Linked DNA regions of Homo sapiens: region 2 is linked to region 1. Evidence: chromatin loops called from intact Hi-C (ENCODE). Cell type or tissue: endothelial cell of umbilical vein. All regions are shown on one strand. Links, peaks and the distances in the headings refer to the core of each region. The heading gives the core; the rest is flanking DNA. Region 1 has its middle 23 kb from the start of HPSE. Region 2 has its middle 95 kb from the start of GPAT3.

Region 1 (7,916 bases), core at 1,690-6,689:
AAACCAGCTGCTTTGTCTCCCCCAGGCTACTAGGCCATTATCTACCTTTGATTTTCTAGGCCTAGCTGCTTCCCTTTCTCTCTCTGCAAATGGGCTCCTTGGCCTCTACAGATATGTCATGTGAGGGATGATGACAGCACCAAAATAGTAGCCTCAGAAACCCATTTACAAGGCCTGGCATTTGCATATCAATAGGTACTCTCCTGGGTCTGTCTCAATTTCCCAGAAAACAGCGACCGAGCTTAAATTAGATTCCCATTCTTGGTCCATCAGCTGTGACCAGGAAACAGTGGCTATCACATAGAACAAATGCACAGAATCAACCGCACAGAAATGAACTCTGTGGACTGGTGGGAGGAGCAGTTCTTGGAGGCAGGAAGCAGAGGCAAACATACCAGAGCATTTGGGTGACAATACCCCAGAGAACAAAGACTTTGTAAGTTTAATGTGAAATTAATGTAACTGTTAAACCACATATAGGAAGACCATGACCTTCACATTTACAAAGTGGTGCTCTTTGCATATGAATATGTACACTTGCCCCTCCACATCAACAAAGCAGCTGACCTAATTCAACCAACTGCAGATCAAAAATATTAAGAAAAAGGCCAGGCGCGGTGGCTCATGCCTGTAACTCCAGCACTTTGGGAGGCCGAGGCAAGTGGATCACTTGAGGTCAGGAGTTCAAGACCAGCCTGGCCAACATGGTGAAAACCCGTCTCCACTAAAAATACAAAAATTAGCTGGGAGTGGTGGCATGCACCTGTAATCCTAGCTACTGGAAAAGCTGAGGCACAAGAATCACTTGAACCCAGGAGGCAGAGGTTACAGTGGGCCGAGATCATGCCACTCCAGCCTGGGCAACAGAGCAAGACTGTTTAAAAAAAAAAAAATCAAAATAACAATATATCAGTAAAAAAAATGCAAATGCAAATATAGTATAACAACTATTTACATAGCATTCAGATTGTATTAGGTATTATCTTTTTCCTTTCTTTCTTTTTTTAAATTTTTTTATTTTTGAGACAGGGTCTCTCTCAATTACCCAGTCTGGAGTACAGTGATACAATCATGGCTCATGGCAGCCTCGAACTCCTGGGCTCAAGGGATCCTCTAACCTCAGCCTCCTGAGAAGCTAGGACTACAGGTGCAAGCCAACACACACAGCTAATTTTTAAATGTTTTTGTAGACACAGGATCTGGTTTTGTTGCCCAGGTTGGTCTTGAACTCCTTGTCTGAAGTGATCCTCCTGCCTCAGCCTCCCAAAGTGCTGGGATTACAGGCATGAGCCATGGTGCCTGGCCTGTATTAGGAATTATAAGTAATTTACAGACAATTTAAAGCATGCAGGAGGATGTAGATAGGTTATATGCAAATACTACACCATTTTATATTAGGGATTTAAGCATCAGGGATTTTGGTATCCATGGGGGTCCTGGAACCAGTCCCCCCATGGATACTGTATTAGTCAGGGTCCTCTAGAGGGACAGAACTAATAGGATATATATATACGGGAATTTATTAAGTATTAACTCACATGATCACAATATCCCACAATAGGCCATCTGCACGCTGAGGAGAAAGGAGAGCCAGTCCGAGTCCCCAAACTGAAGAACATGGAGTCCGATGTTCGAGGGCAGGAAGCATCCAGCACGGGAGAAAGATGTAGACTGGGAGGCTAGGCCAGTCTCGTTTTTTCACATTTTTCGCCTGCTTTATATTCTAGCCACGCTGGCAACTGATTAGATGGTGCCCACCCAGATTAAAGGTGGGTCTGCCTTTCCCAGCTCGCTAACACAAATCTTTGGCAACACCCTCACAGACACACCCAGGATCAATACTTTGCATCCTTCATTCCAATCAAGTTGACACTCAGTATTAACCACCACGGATACTGAGGGAACCACTGTGTTCTCATATAGCAACTTAAAATAGCCCACATTAGCTCAGTGGCTTTAGTGTTTCCCTTATGCAAGCAAGATGATGTGGCTACTCTGAAAATAGTTATCAAAGTAACTAGAAAGTTAATTAATGAGATAAATAAAAACAGAACTCTAGATGTTGCTTGGTGGCTAAATCGTGCTCAGCATGCAAATTAGGCCATTTGAAAGGGGCATCCATTTATTCAGGCCACTAGGGCACCATTTAAGAAATTATTATTCCGGTAAATGAGGGTCAATGGGACCCTAGTGACCGAAAAATTTGAGGTTATTTCCAAAAGCACTAATTTGTACCCAGGGAGTACAAAGAAGAATCTGGGAGGAATAAATAGCTGGATAAATAATGCAAAAGCAGAGAGTCTGGGCCAAGGTGGAACCCTATTTGAAAGATCAGGTACTGATGGTAAGTTTTAAAGTGTCTTTTACAGAAAGATGATAATAGCAAATTGATTGACACAGTGCTTTGACATTTGGGTGTCAGTATTTAGGGCAGGTACCGTATGAATTCACAGATAAATTCACAGCTCAAGCTAAGTTTGAGTTTGGGACTGAAACCAAAAAATGGCAATGTGAGCTTTGGGCAAGAGGAGCAGGCTCCTATTCTCACACAGTTCCTGGTATCGATGCTTTCTGCAACCTGCCCTCCTCACTGCTTATCTAAAGCAGATCCACTGTGGCACATATATTGTTAGTGCAAGGGTTTTTTTTTTCCCTATGTCCACATGGGTGATTTTTGTGCACAGAAAGTTATTTTTATTTAAAAATTAACATTCAAATTGTTCAAAATCTAATTATTTCTTTAGCTTTCAAGAAGTCACAGTTGTTTTTTTGTTTTCTGTTTTTAGATGGGGGTCTCACTCTGCTGCCCAGGCTGGAGTGCAGTGGCATGATCATAGATTACTGCAGTCTTGACTTCAGGGACCCAAGTGATTCTCCCACCTCAGCCTCCCAAGTAGCTGGGACCACAGGCGTGCACCACCACGCCCAACTAATTACTTATTTTTTTTCATTTTTTTTGTAAATATGGAGTTTTCCTATGTTGCCTAGGCTGGTCTTGGACCCCTGGGCTCAAGCAGTCCTCCCACCTTGGCTCCCAAAGTGCTAGGATTATAGGCATGAGCCACTGCATTCAGTCAGAAGTCACGGTTTTAAAAACATGTAATACTCCTTATAAATCTAGACAATTTCAACACTTACTTTAAAGAACAAAGGTTAATTTAATTGAGTAAATTTCCTTAAATATTTCCAACTATATTTATACATTTAACATATTTGATTTTCCTTTCAAGTACTGCTTAAACAAAACTTTCCCATTTTCTTAGGTAAGTTAATATCTAATAAATTAAACCAATAATATTTCAACTTAAAATCATGAGCTAAATCAATTGCTCAATTACACACTTAAGAATTACAAAGCTAAAGTATTACTCTAATCGGCCAAATTCTCTTAAATGTTTCCATATCAAACATGTACAGTTTCTTTAACCCCAAAATATTCAAGTATAGGTGAAATTTCTGGTAAACATTCCTATACTTAATCCTCTCTGAGGTTGAAAGATGCTTACTCACCAAGGAAAAGATTATGTCATTCCACATTCTTGCAGAACAACCAGAGGTTTTAGCTAGGACATTAGGCCTGGACTGCAGACCTCCAGGATGGCTTTCCTCACAAGCCTGACCTAGGTTGAAGTCCCTTTTGTAATTTCTATAGTTTTTCATGCCATACCTTAAAAGGGGCATGGTCACTTACAGGGCTGACTTACTCAGAATTAGGCAGAAGGGCATAGTGTCTAGAGCCTACAATACTTACAGATGCCCACAAATGTGTTCTAATTTTTATTTCTTTTTAAATCAGGACAAAAATTAATAAAATAATAATGCACATATAACATTGAATCCATTTGGATTATGTTTATCTGTATACCAATGCAGTGCTAAAATATAATTTCTAATTCATTTTCCCACAAAGGCAAAAGTGCCCAGAGCCCATGAGAGTCATAATGTGGCCCTGGTCACTTAGCCCACATCCCTGAGTGTGAATCCTATCATGACCTAATTATTATTATTTTTTTTTTTTTTTTTTTTTTGAGACAGAGTCTAGCTCTGTCACCCAGCCTGGAGTGTAGTGGTGCAATCTCGGCTCACTGCAAGCTCCACCTCCCAGGTTCACGCCATTCTTCTGCCTCAGCCTCCCAAGTAGCTGGGATTACAGGCACCCGCCACCATGCCCAGCTATTTTTTTGTATTTTTAGTAGAGATGGGGTTTCACCATGTTAGCTAGGATGGTCTCGACCTCCTGACCTCGCGATCCACCCGCCTCAGCCTCCCAAAGTGCTGGGATTTCGTAAAGCAACTTACAGAACTCTGACACCCCACTTAGACTGGCCCATTGTGCCAATGCACTTTGCATTTCTTTGGCTCTGTAGATATTTATGTATCTGAATTCACAGAATTCTGAATTCTTTTTAAATTTTTGCTATCTTGAAGGGTATACAACCCTTATATATGTTAAAATGTTATCCAATTAGCAAAAAATTCAACAGTCATTTCATAAAGGAACCTATTCAAATGGCAAATAAGCACATAAAGAACATTATTAGTCATCATAGAAATGAAAAAGAAAACCACGATGAGGTGGATTATACACCCACCAGAATGGCTAAAATTTTAAAAACTGGCAACATGAAGTGTTGGTCTAATGGAACCACGAGAGCTCTCATACATTGTTCATGGGAGTGTAAAATGATACAACCACTTTGGAAAAACTTTTGGCAGTTTCATACCAATCCTATGACTCAGAAGTTCCACTCCTAGTTATTTACCCTTGAGAAATGAAAACATAGCTCTACAAAAAGAGTGAGATAAGAATGTTCTTAGCAGCTTTATTCATAATACCAAAACTTGTCAACAACCTCACATGCCCATCAATAGGAAAATAGATAAACAAGCTATGATATATTCACGCAATGGAAACTACTTAGAAAAAAATGAATAAACTCAGATACATTCAATAGCCTGAACTAATTTCAAAAAACACTGTGCTGAGTAAAAAGAACTTAACACAAAGAGTGTGTAACCTGTAATTCTTCTTCCTCTTCAAGTTCTAGAGCAAGCTAAACTAATTTATGATGGACAAAGTCAGAACAGTGCTTGCCTCTGGGTATGGGGGCGGGGATTTACTGGGAAAGGGCTTAAAGGGACTTTCTGGAGTGATAGACATTTGGATTTATGAATTTGTCAAAACTCATCCAATGTTACACTCAAGATTTGTATATTTTATTGTAGGTAAATTTTACCTAAAAGCAAAAAGAACCATAAACAAATGTCGAACTCTAGTTCATAATACGAATGTTGAAGTCTTTATTTTTTTTCTTTGCTTAGAGATAGGGTCTCACTCTATCACCCAGGCTGGAGTGCAGTGGTGCAATCATAGCTCACTCTAACCTTGAACTCCTAGGCTCAAGCAATCCTCCCACCTCAACCTCCCAAAGCGCTGAGATTATGATTACGGTCAGATGGAGCAAGAACCCTCTCTTAGTAGCCTGTGAGCCTCCAAACATGGAAATAAAGGAAAATTCTGAGTTCCTTCAAATGAAATTCCAGGCACTTAGCTAGCCCTGAGAAGTAAATAAGCAACCTGACAAGCAGAAGGTAACAGTAGCCTAAAACAATAGACGAGGAAGTTAGAGTCAGATGCTTGGTTCCTCTAGAGAAACTAAAGATAACAACTTTCTTTTTTGTTTCTTCTTTTTTTTTTTTTTTTTTTTTTTTTTTTTTTGAGACAGGGTCTCACGCTGTTGCCCAGGCTGGAGTGCAGTGGCACGATCTCAGCTCACTGCAATCTCCGCTTCCCAGGTTCAAGCGATTCTCCTGCCTCAGCCTCCCAAGTAGCTGGGATTACACGTGTGCACCACCAGGCCTGACTAGTTTTTGCATTTTTAGTAGAGATGGGGTTTTGCCATGTTGCCCAGGCTGGTCTTGAACTCCTGAGCTCAGGCAATCCACCTGCCTCCGCCTCCCAAAGTGCTGGGCCTGGCCCTAAATATAACATCTTAATATATATCCCTGAGTTGTTTTTCAGAAACCTGGATCTCCACCAAATGGATCCACTGACACATCGACCTCAGATAAGCAGGAACTGAAGACTGAACTCTGAGCACCGTTCTTTGTTCTAAATTTCTTCCTGAGGGGTCTGGAGGGAGTTGCACCCATAAGCCAGAGCTAACATTCTTTTCTGCTGATCCCAAATTTTTAAATAAAGCTTCCCTTCTGGCCAGGCACGGTGGCTCACTCCTGTAATTCCAGCACTTTGGGAGGCCGAGGAGGGCGGATTGCCTGAGCTCAGGAGTTAGAGACCAGCCTGGTCAACATGGCAAAACCCCATCTCTACCAAAAAATACAAAAATTAGCCGGGTGTGGTGGCGCACACCTGTAATCTCAGCTACTCAGGAGGCTGAGGCAGGATAATTGCTTCAACCCAGGAGGTGGAGGCTGCAGTGAGCCCAGATCGTGCCACTGCACTCCAGCCTGGGCGATACAGTGAGACTCCGTCCACCACTCCCACCCCGCCCCCCGAAAAACTTCCCTTCCTTAACCAATTGCAAATCAGAAAATCTTTGAATCTACCTCTGACCTCTAAGCCCCATCCACCCTTCAAGATATCCCACCCTTTTAAGGCAAAACCAGTGTGTTACCTTCACGTATTGAGTTACAATTTTGCCTATAACTTCTGCTTTCCTGAAATTTACCCCTGCCTTGAAAAACCCTTACTTTCAAGCCATCCAGGAGGTCAGGATTTAAGCATTAGCTGCCTGATCCTCCCTGAAAATAAATGTCTTCCTTACTTTTTTAAAATTTATTTTTTTAATATAGAGATAGAGGTCTTGCTATGTTGTCCAGGGTGGTCTCAAATGCCTGGCCTCAAGCGATCCTCCCACCTCAGCCTCCCAAAGTGCTAGGATTACAGGCATGAGCTACCACACCTGGCCCACATCTTCCTTTCTACTGCTGTAAAACCTCAGTGTGGATATCTGGTTTCACTGCTCCAGGCAAGTGAACCCCACTTTGGTTCCTTTTTTTCACCCTTTTTTGAGATAGGGTCCCATTCTGTCACCCAATCTGGAGTGCAGTGGCTCACTGCAGCCTCAACCCCCTGGGCTCAAGTGATCCTCCCACCTCAGCCTCACAAGTAGCTGGGACTACAATCACATGCCATCACGACCAGCTATTTTTTTTTTTTTCGGTAGAGACAGGGTCTTGCTATGTTGCCCAAGCTTGTCTCAAACTCCTGGGCTCAAATGATCCTGCTGCCTCGGCCTCCCAAAGGGTTGTGGTTACAGGTGTGAGCCACCACACCTGCCCCAAGTTCAGTTCTGTAACAACAGGCGTGAGCCACTGCACCTGGCCTGAATGTTGCGGTCTTTGAGGGTAAAGTATACTAAGGTCTACAGCTTATAGATATTCAAATATTTCAAAAAATAAGATAGTCAACAAATAATTTAAATAGATATTTCCCCCAAAGAAGAATGACCAATAAGCATATGAAAAGATCAGCATCATTTTTCACTAGGGAAATGTACATCAAAACCACAATAAGATATCAACTTGGTAAAAGAGTTCAGAACATAATGCACCAAAATATACCACTTTTGCATATTGATTATTTTGAACTAAAAGCACTTGAGTAACAGCAGATGTAGGAATTCTCTGATCTCCCCCCGCTTTTTTTTTTCACCAAATAGCAGATGATAAAGCTTCCTGTGAGAAAGTTGTCCTCCTTGTAGCAGGAAGAAAAGAACATTCTTATCAACAGAAACTAAGAGTTACCCTGAAAAGGATCTGTACAATTCTGAACATACTAAAATAGCTTTTATCTTCCACTAATTTACTCATATTTCCTAATCTCTATACCACAATTTACTGCTCTAGCCCGAGCCCCTTTGTCTTGTTACATCTCCACTAATTTAGTATTCTTT
Region 2 (7,916 bases), core at 1,523-6,522, 270 kb before region 1:
AGGCCGGGAGTTCAAGATCAGCCTGGATACCATGACAAAACCCTGTCTCTACAAAAAAACACACACACACACACACAAAGTAGCCAGGCGTGGTTGTGTGCACCTATAGTCCTAGCTACTCAGGAGGCTGAGGTGGGAGGATTGCTTGAACCTGGGAGGTCAAGGCTGCAGTGAGCCATGATTGCACCACTGCACTCTCCAGCCTGGGTGGCAGAGTGAGGCCCTGTCTCAGAAAACCACACACACACACACACACACACACACACACACACACACACACAAACCACATGTTCTCACTTATAAGTGGAAGCTATACATGGGGTACTCGTGGACATAAAGATGAGAACAATAGACACCAGAGACTACTGGGCAGGGGAAGAATGGGGGAAGTAGGGGGGAGGGGATGGGTTTTAAAAACTACCTACTGGATACTGTGCTCACTATCTGTATGAATGACGGGATCATTTGCACCCCAAACCTCAGCATCACACAATATATCCATGTAACAAACCTGCCCATGTGCCTCCATATCTAAAATAAAAATTGAAAATATTAAAAACCCTTTAAGGAATAAAATACATTGTTATTAACTATTTTTTTAAAAAAAGAATTTCTACTTTTTTTTTTTTTTTTTTTTTTTTGAGACAAGCCCTCATTCTGTTGCCCTGATTGGAGTGCAGTGGCACTGTCACAGCTCAGGCTCACTGCAGCCTCTATCTTCCAAGCCCAAGGGATCCTCCCATCTCAGCCTCCAGAGTAGCTGGGACTACAAGCACCTGCCACCATGCCTGGTTACTTTCTGGTTTTTGGGTGTTTTTGTTTTTGTTTTTGTTTTTGTAGAGACAGGGTTTCACCATGTTTCCCAGGCTGGTAATTTTTTATTTTGTAGAGATGAGGTCTCCCTATGTTGCCCAGGCTGGTCTGGAACTCCTGGGCTCAAGCAATCTATCCTTCATGGCCACCCAATGTATTTCAATATATTTGGTTTCCTTTGTGATCTTATCTATTTTATGTTATGCATTGAAAAATATTTTTTCTGAGCCTGAGCCTCTGCACTCGGCCAAGAATCCCTGTTCTAAGGGAAGTCAATACAAGACTTTTAGCTAAATGACATGATCATATTTGTCTTTCATAAAGAGAACTCTGGAAACCTTCATAGAAATACCTAGAGTTGGGGGAAATTAACATGTCATACAAGGCTCTCTGCAGGCTGGCCTCCACATCCCTGTCCTGCCTCTTGTCCTGCCTTTCTCTCACTTGTATCTGACCTTCTGGACATCTGGGCTTCTCACTGTCTGCCATATGTTTCATGCTCTTGACCTCTCTGGGACTCTGAGCATGTTCCCTCTCCTCTGAATGATTTCCTCCCTCTTTCCTACAGCATGAGCTTCTTTAAAACCCAGCACACATCATCCTCTCTTTGGGGCTGCTTACTCCCTCTGTCATATTCCCATAGCCACAGCACCTTGAACGTAATCCAGAATAATACACAACACACGGAATCCCTTGTCATTCTAAGTACCTGTCTCCCAGCTAAGCTGTTGCTTCTACTGTCCTGGGGTCTGTCGGAATCATAGGCCAGCCCTCCTTGATCCATCTCCTCTCATGCTGGTTTTGTTGCTGACACAATTCATCCCCTCTTTCTTTGATTACCAAGACTCAGTTGCCACTGCATGCAGACATATCTTATCCCTGTCCCCTTTTGCTTCAGTCACCAAGCCCTAACGAGACAGCCTGGGTCCTCCTCATTCTGACTGCAAGGCACACCCACCCCAAGTTCTCTAGTCAGGGTCCCGGTCAATTTTATGCCCCTGTGGGGAACTCTTCTGTGCAGCTTCATGTGCAGGTGGGTGGATGGGCAGGGGGACATGCTGGCTACACCTGCCACACTACCACTTATGCCCTTCTTCAGCTGCACCATATTGGCAAGTGGGCTAGGATAGAAGGGCTTCTTGTCCTTCTGCCATGTTTATGCTCATTTCATAAATGAGTAAGTGGGACTTACAGAGGCCAGTTTACTGGCGCAAAGTCATGAAGCTACTAAATGGAAAGCCAGTTTTCAGCCTAATGGTATTTAAGGCCAGAGCCCAAGCTCCTAACATGGACCTACTATGTGTCAGACACCATGCCGTGGGCTGGGAATACAAGGAAAAATAAGATACAATAGCTGGTCCTGTGTTGCTGGGTCTGCTAATGATACAAACTACTATTTGTCTGCTGCTGCTGCCTGCAGTGATATTTCTGTGAGGTGAGAAACAATGATTTATCCTTTGAAATCTACTTGATAACTACTTACTCATCAGCAATGTTGTTTACTGCAAAGATCACAGGACTTAAGGTCTAAAGCTTCTGGTTCTAGCCTTCTCTGCTACCTATTAGTAATCAGTTCAGTATGGGCCTCCATTTCCAATCTGAAAAAGAATAAAATATGTGCACTGATAAGCTCACAGGGATATTGTGAATTTCAAGGACTTGAAAACGTAAGGCCAGGCTCAGCGGCTCACACCTGTAATCCCTTTTGCATCTCCACAAAAAATACAAAAATTAGCCAGGCATGATGGCACATGCCTGTAGTCTCAGCTTCTCGGGAGGCTGAGGTAGGAGGATCACTTGAGCCAGGGAAGTTGAAGCTGCAGTGAGCCACGATTGCACCACTGCATTCCAGCCTGGGTGACAGTAAGACCCTGTCTCAAAAAAAAAAAAAAGAAGAAGAAGAAGAAGAAGAAGAAAAAACAGACTTGAAAGCCTTCAATATAAGGTTGAGGATTATTGTTAATACCAATCTGAAGTCACATTGCATATTCTCCCACTAAGATTTTCAAACCTTTTCATAAATAGTTACAATCAGTTCATAATAATTTTTAAAAGTAAAGGGCAGTAGTGGTTCCTAGCAGGAAGGGGATGACAGCAGAAGCAAGGAACTGAGCAGATGAATACAATGCCATTGTTATTATTCTGGCTCTTGAGTTGATCAGTGGTTCCACAGGTGTCCAATTTATTAGTATGTTTGTTAACTTATATCTGTGTTATAAGTATTCTTTTTCATATATTAAATATTGAATAATAAGTGTTTGGATTTTTTATTTTAAAAGTAAGGCTTTATTGGGGGAAAAAAGCTGCAAAGCAAGAGATTAGAAATATGGAAACAATCTGCAGGGGAATTCTTGTGTTTGGGATTCTTGTATGAAGGGAACTTAAAACCACACAGATTTTATGGGTGGAGGGGAATGAAAGCAACACACTCTATCTATTAATTTTTAAAACTCAGATCCTACCAAATTTCAGCCTTAGAACAGAGTTTCACACCACTTTACACTGAAAAATCTATCCCTCTTTGAATTGTAGGAAATCATTTATTTCTTTTTCCAAAAAAGAACTCTCAGCTAGTCTAGAGAGATAACACATTTGTTGTAGCCATAAATTTATTTGGAAGAACAACTGGGCTTTACACAGGCCATCTGGAGAAGACAAATGTTTCATGGAAGCATGTGGGAAATTTCACTGACAACATATGTAGCTAAATGAACTGTCTTTGGCATCGCCGAAAGGAGAAAATTCCATTACACACAAGGAAGGTATTTCAACAATCACCTCAAAGTAAATATACATTAATCTACTAATTTAACTAAAACATATGTAAGGTGAAGCTATGCTTCTCTTCCATGTACTGACAGCTAAACATACAGCCTCTGCAGAGGAGGCATTTGGTTCAACTCCACAGGGACACCTTTGAAATCACTGTATTCATCTGCACATGTTTAAAGAAATGTGTCTTCCTGAAACTCCCCCTTCCTCTGCACACCTTCCACTCCCCTGAACCCTTGTGTGATGTCATGGAAATGTGGAAGAATATTAGGTAGGGAATCAAGAGAGATAGTCCTACCCCTGTCACTAATTTAGAGACCTCAAACCAGCCACATAGCCATTTCATATAGTTTTATCACCTATAAAATGAAGGAATAATTACTTCTCTAGTTACATCACAGGGGTTTTGTGAAGACACTATTAACACCTCATATTAGGATAATAGTTTACAATTTGATATGTGTTTTAAACAGATTGTTTCATTTATGTCACAACTTTATCCCCATTTGATAGATAAGAAAATTAATGCTACATAAGGGAAACAGTAATTGCTACAATAAACAAAACAGTCAGCACTTAACACAATAGGGTTATTTCCTGCTCATGTAACTGTGTACTGAGGGTGTTCCTGGTCAGGGTGCAGTTTTCCTCCACGAAGTAATTGAGCCCTGGCTCCTTCTGTCTTGTGGCCCCACCAGATCCTACAGCCTTGGAGTCTCCTGCCTCAAGCTGGCAGACAGGCAGAGAGGTTGGAGAAAGCACACCTACTTTTTAACAACCTCATGCTGGAAGTGACCCAAATGACTTTCACTTACATCTCACTGGTGAGAACAGTCAATGCCTCCACCCAGATGTGAGGGGTATTGCGAAATGTAGGCTATCGCTGGGTGGCTGCTTCCCAGTGATAAAGCTGTTCTGTGGAAGAGGAAGCATAACTTTATGGTGAACAGTTAATCACCTCTGCCATGACAAAGCAGTTATGCTATTAACTCAAGGCCGCACAACTAGTAGATAGTCTATTAGCTATCTATTTCTGCATAGCAAATTACCATGAACTAAGTAACTTAAAATAACACACAGTCTGAGCCAGGAGTCTGGACACGGTTTAGCTGGGTTCTCTGCTTCAGAGTCTCACAACGCTGTAGTCAAGGTGTTGGCCTGGGCTAAGTTCTCATCTGAAGGCTTGCCTGGAGAAGAATCCATTTTCCCACTCAAATGGTTCTTGGCAACATTAAGTTCCTTGCAGTTATAAGATTCATGACAGCTTTCTTCTTCAAAATCAGTAACGGAGATGGTAGAGGGGGTGAGGGAGCAAGAGGCTCTGGAGTGATATATAATATAATGAAATTTTAAGGGCAGCATCTCTTCACCTTTGCTATAGTCTACTGATTAGAAGTAATTCACAGGTCTGCCTACAAGCAAGAGAAGAGGATTATATAAAAACATAAACACCAGGAGAGGAATCATGGGGGCCACCTTAAAGTTTGCCCATCACAATAAAAAACTCAAACCCAGACTTTCTGACTACAAATCCAATGTCCTTTCCATTTAATCGTTTGTCCATCTTTGGACTCCACAGTTCTAATCTGTAAAATGAAGATAATATTTGCATATAACATACCCAGTTATTATGAGGAACAAATAAAATAGTGGATGTGAATTCACTCTATAAGCTGTAAACTACTCTGTAAATTTAATAGTTTTTTATTTTTATTTTATCCCCTTGCCTATGATGTTTCCCTACTCTTCCTGACCATCTAAATCCTATTCTTCCTTCAAGGACCATCTCAATGCTACCTCCTCCATGAAGCATGTGTATCATTCGGGATGAGGTTCAAATGATGGCTCAAATAATTTTGAAGCCAAAGCTGATAATACAAATCCACAAAATCACTGAGGATCAAGACATCTTCCAGATCTCTAACCTAGAGTGTGGTCTCTATTCTGAAGGCCCAAGATGGCTACTAGAGCTCCAACCATCACATTTCCAAACCAGACAGCTAAAAAGAAAAAATATTTTTTATAGATACTTCCCAAAAGTCCTACTTAAGACTTGGATTCAAGTCCTTTTGACAAGAACTAAGTCCCATTCCTATACCTGGTTGCAACAGAGCCTGAAAAATACAGTTTCTAGTTGGGTATGCTAATATCTTGAATAAATGTAGGGTTCTGTTACTAAGACAGAGGAAGAGAATGAATTTGGAGAGAGTAAATAGTCTCAGCCATAAGACGTTTTTTATTTATTTATTTATTTATTTTTGAGACAGAGTCTTGCTCTGTCACCCAGGCTGCAGTACAACGGTACAATCTCAGCTCACTACAACCTCCGCCTCCCAGGTTCAAACCATTCTCCTGCCTCAACCTCCTGAGTAGCTGGAACTACACGTGCACACCACCATGCCCAGCTAATTTTTGTATTTCTGGTAGAGTCGGAGTTTTACCATGTTGGCCAGGCTGGTCTCAAACTCCTGACCTCATGTGATCCACCCGCTCCGGCCTCCCAAAGTGCTAGGATCACAGGCATGAGCCACGGCACCAGGCCTCATAAGATGTTTTAGAAATATCAAGTATACACATCTACCTAGAGGACATGGGATAAATAGGAATATCAATGATTTGGAAATACATTTGTAGAGAGCCTAGAATTGCAAGCTAAGGAATTAGATTTCACTTGGTATCTAATAAGGAAAAGTAACATGGTGAAAGGGGTGAGTTAGGAAGCTGAATGTAACTGCGGCTTCAGGCTTAGGAATATTAGTTCTAAGACTGTTATGATCTAGCAAGAGATGAAAAGATCTGAATGTTACCTGAATAGGGATGACAGGGAAGAATGAAATTAGAGAGCTATTTTAAAGAAAAAAATCCAATTATATATAGATGGCAGGAGAGAGGACAAAGAAGCCAAGTTGGTGGAGAGAAAATGAGACAGGAAAACCTAAGGAGGTACCAGGTCAATAGAATAGGAGGAGCAAGGAGAACTCTGTGGCTGACTGCTAGAATTAAGGAAGGAAAATGATAGGCCTGGTAGCAAATTTGAGAGCCATAGCAGTGAAATATTTATAAGAGAAATCACTTAAGTGGCTCCATCTCCCACTACTTAGGCAAACCTTGGCTGGGCAAAACGCTCAGGCTCTGTGGAACTCAATTCTCCTCATTTGAAAATGGGAATAACGATCCCTACCTTGCAAGATGAGAGTTCCTGGTACGCAGAGTAAACAATGGCCATTACACCTAATTTTGCAACTGGAAGGGGGAATAGAGGCATACCTGGCACTTCACGGCATGCCCAGCTTTGTGGCCTAAACACATCCACCTGCTAAAGCAGCAAGTAGATGAAGTTCCTTTCTCTTCCAGAAAATTACATGAATCTACTAGCTTTAATATAATAAAAAGCCCAATCGTGGGGGATAAGCAAAAACTAACAAAAAGTTTCCTTATTTGAAGTCAGTGCTCTCGAAATGTCATCCACCTTTACCAGCCATCTGCCAATCTGAGACATGTGCATGCACCAGCCCGGGGCTGCATCCCACCCTACCCACCACTCCTCTTGAGGAACAGCAGTAGCCAGCCTCAGGAGCCAGCCTAACTCACCAGTTATGCCCCTGACCTGGCCCCATACCTCAAGAGGCTAGGGACAGCTAGTCCAAGACTAGAGAAAGGTCTGCAGATAACAGATCCTGCCCCAAGACCACACCAGCAGACAATCTGAGGTTGCCCCAGACAAGCCACCATACAGATAGGCAAGGCACCCAACGTGGAAAAACAACATTCATTCCTGCCCAGATAGCAGGTTGTTGGGAAAGGCTCTGCTTCAGTGAGCACTGATTAAATGAATGAATGAATATCCCTCAAGCTTGCATTAAGAAAGATGGGCTACAGAACAGATTTATCTGTGAAATATTTTGAACTGCTGCCAGCAGATCCACTCTCTTAATTTCATCCATAAATATAATGTGACAATAGCAGAACAAGATCCTCAGAATTGGAATTTATCAGAAAGTGTAGAGAAAGAAATTTAAACATGTAACCATGTAGCAATGCTTTGCAATTTCCCATTACAGAGAAAAGCTGCTAAGAGGACATTGTTTTACTTTGTTAGTAGAAGTTGAACTTCTGGCCTAAGACTTAGGTTTTATGAAAACCTAAGTTTTCATAAACTTAAAACTTTCCTAAAAATTTCAGTTTTTAGGAAAACTGAATTTTCCTTTAATGATGTAACCAATTACATGATAAGGCCACTTTAGAAGGAAATAATATCAGTACTAGGAAAGAAAATGCTTCTTGTTCCAAAGTAAATCTGTTAAGAATTCACAGATCTACTTGGAAATGCT

The links. Hi-C counts contacts between places; a loop is a spot of excess contacts. Peaks named below come from ENCODE experiments on the same cell type or tissue, not always from the same donor. Only the 100,000 strongest peaks of a DNase experiment are listed, where the experiment ranks them.
Region 2: it touches region 1 in a loop (5-fold over the local background); 19 of 110 quality-filtered maps call a loop at or near these places.

Annotation. Positions count from the first base shown.
Region 1 is chr4:83,354,232-83,362,147 of GRCh38, reverse strand. No RefSeq gene overlaps it. Among named protein-coding and RNA genes, the nearest start is that of HPSE, 23 kb to the right of the region's middle. In endothelial cell of umbilical vein, for the core only: no CTCF peak of the experiment used is centred there; DNase peaks (open chromatin) are centred at 3,547, 4,747 and 5,537; H3K27ac peaks cover 2,557 bases.
Region 2 is chr4:83,626,858-83,634,773 of GRCh38, reverse strand. No RefSeq gene overlaps it. Among named protein-coding and RNA genes, the nearest start is that of GPAT3, 95 kb to the right of the region's middle. RefSeq lists an enhancer at 4,264-4,558 and a cis regulatory region at 4,159-4,882. In endothelial cell of umbilical vein, for the core only: no CTCF peak of the experiment used is centred there; DNase peaks (open chromatin) are centred at 3,583 and 4,343; H3K27ac peaks cover 845 bases.